Linked DNA regions of Mus musculus: region 1 is linked to region 2. The links are chromatin loops, found by intact Hi-C in ENCODE. Cell type or tissue: gastrocnemius. All regions are shown on one strand.

The links. Hi-C counts contacts between places; a loop is a spot of excess contacts. Peaks named below come from ENCODE experiments on the same cell type or tissue, not always from the same donor. Only the 100,000 strongest peaks of a DNase experiment are listed, where the experiment ranks them.
Region 1: it touches region 2 in a loop (8-fold over the local background); 12 of 42 quality-filtered maps call a loop at or near these places.

What each region holds. Positions count from the first base shown.
Region 1 is chr10:44,147,728-44,150,227 of GRCm38, reverse strand. It overlaps Crybg1 (crystallin beta-gamma domain containing 1), which reads left to right and starts at 1,400. Exons shown (of 22, transcript NM_001368305.1): 1 at 1,400-1,635. The coding sequence starts at 1,469. In gastrocnemius, a CTCF peak has its summit at 1,181 (motif pointing right); a DNase peak (open chromatin) is centred at 1,274; H3K4me3 peaks cover 561 bases.
Region 2 is chr10:43,952,914-43,955,413 of GRCm38, reverse strand. The region is part of intron 21 of Crybg1 (crystallin beta-gamma domain containing 1); the gene reads left to right. Among named protein-coding and RNA genes, the nearest start is that of Gm40636, 14 kb to the left of the region's middle. In gastrocnemius, a CTCF peak has its summit at 1,322 (motif pointing left); a DNase peak (open chromatin) is centred at 1,304.

The DNA.
Region 1 (2,500 bases), 190 kb before region 2:
GTGTGTGTCTCCAATAGAAATGAATGCTTATGTCTGAGGACCACACCAGCTTTACTTATAATAACTCCAACATGAAAACAATCTATATGTCCACCCACAGTTGACTATGGGATAGTCATACCATGCAATAGGAGTACACATTTTTTAATGGCCAGAAGCAAGAATATAAATAATTTTCACACACTAATACCGAGTGGAGGTATTTTCTTTCCTTTTGTTGTTGTTTTGTTTCATTTTTGTTATGTTTTTTGGTTTGTTTTGGTTTTGGTTTATTGAGACAAGGTTTCTCTGTGTAGCTCTGGCTGTCCAGGAACTCACTCTGTAGACCACCAGGGTGGCCTGAAACTTACAGAGATCTGTCTGCCTCTGCCTCTCAAGTGCTGGAATAACAGGCATGTGTTCCTGGGCCCACCATGATTTGTATGCTTTAACCACAATGTAGTCTATATCTTGTAACAAACGTAAAGAAAATAATGGAATAATAATGCATGTTCTCTGGATGAGTAAGTGAAGGATTGAAATCATGAGCTGCATCTGCAAAGAAGCGAAGAAGAAGGCTTTGCAGCGTGGTGGCATTCCGTTTTAGAGCAGTGGTCTTAAGCCTCTTCGTATGTTAATGATGTCCAAAGGATTGTTACTGAACTTCCTTCGCTTAATACCACTGCCTTTGCATATTAGTGCTGCTTAAGTAAAGAAAGTTACTAGCAGTAAAAGATGTGACGCATACCTTATGGGTCTGACGTTCAATTCACTGTGAGGCGTATATTGAGCCCTTTCAGAACTGCAAAGCTTCGCTAATGTCCTTCTCCGTGTGGTTTTTAATCCCTTGATGCTTTACGGGATGCGAATCCAAACTAATTCTTCAGACTCTTGAGGAGAGTGGAGAAGTTGGCACTCCCGTGCTTACAAACAGCATCACAAACCGCCCAGCACGTGATTGCCCAAACCACCCAGAGTGAAGGAGTCCTAATTGCTGGGCGGCCTGGACAGGGGACGTGCCTCTCCCATCCTTCTCCAGATGGGGTTGGCTAAGCAGCCACTCACCCAGCCAGCCGGATTGCCAAGAGCTGCCAAGGAACTCCAGTGGGTGACCCACTGCAGCTGCACCCCTGCTATTACAGAAACCGGACCAGGCTCCGGTTGGGGGGGGGCAGTTCCCGACATGTCCGGTAGGGGGCGGCGCTGCGCCGCATCCGGGGGCGAGGGGCGGGATTGTGGTACCCGAGGCTCCCGAGACCTCTGCACCTGGCCGCGCGGGGGCACTGTGGAGCGACCCAGCCAGCTCCCGCCTCCCAGCCTTGCTTAGTCGCTGTCCTTTAACCCTCCACTGTCCCTCGCAGGGGCAAGGGGGCGGGGTCCGGCGCCGAGCGTGATAGGGCAGGCAAGCGAGCGCCCAGGTGAGTTCTTCCAGCACCGCTGGGCCCCGGGGAGGACTGAGTCTGAGCCCGCAGAAGAGGCACAAGAGGAGATGCCGTTGTCGCCACCATCGCAGGGCGACCCCAGGGAGGCCAGCCCGTCCAAGGCCCCCAAGAAACACCCCACCTTCCATATCTGGCGCTCCAAGAAGAAGCAGTCTCCATCGTCCAGCTGTGGGGTGTTTATCCCTCACCCGCCCGGGGCTTTCGGGGAGACCAGGTAAGCGCTGAGTGTTCCGATCCCCTCCTGCTCCGTGGCTCAGCCGGTTTTGCAAAGTTCGTCCCGCCCCGAAACTATACCACAGGGTCCAGGACCCTCAGCCTGTACTCTAGAGTCTCATTCATGGGACCTTAGTTTTGACTTTCTTAAGTCTGCACCTGCAGCTGAGAAAAGCAGGGCAGCCAAGGGTTGGAATCAAAAATGAATGCCTTTAGGAATGCCTTGGAGCTCTGGAAATACTCTAATTTTAGCGCCTTAATCGTAAAGTACCTCATGTTCATGGATATTAGTCTCCACTATTCTCACAGATCCAGAGGAGGAGGAAGTAGAGGGGCTAGCTGACTCTATTAAATGGATAGAGAAAAGGTGGCCTTGGGGTAAATGTCCCCCAGAGACTCAGTGAGTAGCCAAACCAGGGAGTACCTCGTTCTTAAAATATAAGGATTGCGACTGTACCTTAGTGACAGGGTGCTGGCCCAGCTTGTGACAGTCCCAAGGTTCACGTCTCAACACCAAAAGGAAAAAAACTTGGCTCCTGTTTTAAATTATACATAGATTGTGTGTGTGTGTGTGTGTGTGTGTGTGTTGGTTTTATTGTGCATGTGTAACTTTCAGTTATCCTATCAGAATTGATGGTTAGTTTCCTGTCTATCAAAATGTAATAACACACGACTCTTGGTATTTTATTCAAGAGAAAACAAACTGATACCAAAGTGACAAGTAGATTTTCCTTCTCGAACCTTTCTGTGTTTTAGGCCATCAGGAAACACTTCATTCTGTCCTTCAGAACTCCGAGGAACTCTGTGTTAACAAAAGCTCTGGAAACAAATGTACTTGCCAGCCCTTGGGATATTTTTCTAGTCTG
Region 2 (2,500 bases):
TTTGAAAAAGCCCACCCACCCAGTATTTGGGAACACAGTGGTCGGGCACTGTTGCTGTTTGCAAGTAAATGAAGGGAAGCTTAGTCGTGGTACTGGAATAAGTTATCATTTATTTGTTCGTTATAGTCACTTTATGTTTATTTTGGGTCACTCTAGTCTAGGCTGCCCTTTAACTCTGGGCAGCTCACCTACCTCAGCATCCTAAATTCTGAAATTATAGGCCTATCCTCTGCCACACCTAGGTGCCTTCAGTGGTTAACACCCTGGCTATTCCCCAACAGGAGAGGATGTACCAGTGGGCTGGTGGTCGTCAGGGGCCACAGCATGCCACCTATGCACTGAGAACAAGGAAGTCAGTGCAAAGAAACCGTGACAGCTCGGTCCTTAAGACACTCTGGACATGGGAAACAGGGCACTGGTAGCTACACAGGAAGCAGCCCTGCTTTACAGTCCTGGTGGTCCCGGTCGGTAGGCGGCCAACCCACTCAGTAGTGAGAGGAAACACAAAGCCCGAGGAGCTAGAGGGTGCTCAGAGAGGCAGAATGAAGGAAGGGAGAGAGGGAGGGAGGGAGGGAGGGAGGGAGGGAGGGAGGGAGGGAGGGAGGCAGGCAAATGCAGACAGCATCAAAAATTAAGTGATGTGACTATAGGCTTCATAGAAACCAAGCTCTTCGCATAAAAGGCAAGTGGAAGCTTGGGTGTGGGAAATGGACAGCTAGAGGTAGCCTCCCTCCCTCCCTCCTTCCTTCCCTCCCTCCCTGTGTCTATAGTCATACAGAGGCCCAGCTCACAGACAGCTCCAAGTGTGAACCATTTGAGAAGCACTGACCCCGGCAGGCCTTTATTCCTATAGGATCATTCATGCTGCCAGCATCGTGTGGTTTTGAGACTTCCTTGTGCTGGTGAAGGCAGACTTGGATCTATCCCTAGCCTCACCTTCCCTAAGAATGAGCCCCAGAAAAATTTAACTAAGTTGGAAAGATAAGGTATTGAGTAAATGTGTGTTGGGGGAAGGGGATAACAATATTTAGTTCCCCGATGCAGCTGAACAAACCTTGTGTTTCTAAGCTCACTGTGGTCCTTAGGGCACTCATTTAATTTTTGTCTTCACTATGTGCCAGGCTGTTAGACACTGGGTACCAAAGTGAAGAAAATGGCTGTCTCTGCTATCTATGGGACTCTTTAGAGCCCCACCCTCTGGAGTGAAGGTGCTAGCCTGTAGGTTTGTGGGTTCTCTGTGGCTTCTGCCATGTGAAGCAGCAACTTTCTTGTGCCCCTGAATTTAGGTTTCTCAGAATGTGGGGAAACAGTGCCACCTTCTGGACAAGAGCAGGCTGCATGGCCAGCACCCTAGCAAGAAAAGCATGGGCCCAGCTCTCTGCTCTTCTGTGGTTTTCCTTTGTTAGGCTAAGTCTTATCAAGTCTTTCCTCTTGCCTTGTATGTGGGGAGTGAGTTGTTTTAGTGAATGCTGGCATAGGACTCCAGACCAGGTATCCTATGACAACAGCGGAAGCCGACTCATGATACCAACGCCTGGTAGGGCAAATCAAACTACTATGTAAGACACAGACACTAAACACTAGCCAACAGAGAAAAGGTAGCTCCAGGCAATTAACCCGATGCTGGTCTTAACTCTGTAACGTTTCTGCTTCAGCCACACCAGACAGCGTCTTTTTAGTATAAGCTGCCATTTAATGGAACAGTAGTGATTTATTCTAATTAGGATGTAAACTTTCTTTCAAATTATACCTCCTCAGTCCAATGTGCCAAGAACTCAAATATACCTGTAACAACAGAACTGCTCTCAGACAGATGGGTGGGGATGGGTGCTACCTCAGAATGCACAGGTGACAGGTGTGTCAGGACTACTGGCAGTGGTAGCCTGAGACCTAGCCTTCAGGGAAGGAAGCTTAAAGAAAAGTAACCTCTCCTACCTGTCTCTAAACACATGGCAGGATTCTTCACTTTAAGTATTCACCCATCCCTCACTGTCTTCTGTATTGGTCAGTAGAAATGTCTCCTAAAAGAAAAAAAATGTTCTAAATTCTTTTCAAATGTAAAACAATTATTCAGATTGCTACTCAAGAACTTTGTGATGCTAACAACACTAAACACAGGAAGCGTGTAAAGGCACCAGATGCTCAAGAATGAAAAGACAGCGTCCTTAAGATTGGAGTCTGTTGTCTTTATAAAAAAAAATAAAATTAGGTGTATCAATGTGCCTGAGTGTTTTATGCACATGTATGTCTGTGCACTTGAATGTCTGGTGTCCTCCAAGGTCCAAAAAGAACTCTGGATTCCATGGCATCAATTGTTGGTGGTTTTGAGCTACCATATTGGTGCTGGGAGTCTAACCCAGGACCTCTGCAAGAACAAGACGTGTGCTAAGTGCCACACCACGTCTCCAGCTGAGGCCTGTGTGTCTTGGTGTTGGGCAGGACTTGCTGGGGCTGAAAGCGAGGCTTGCAAGCTTTTCCTGGTTCTGTGCACTGCACTGCA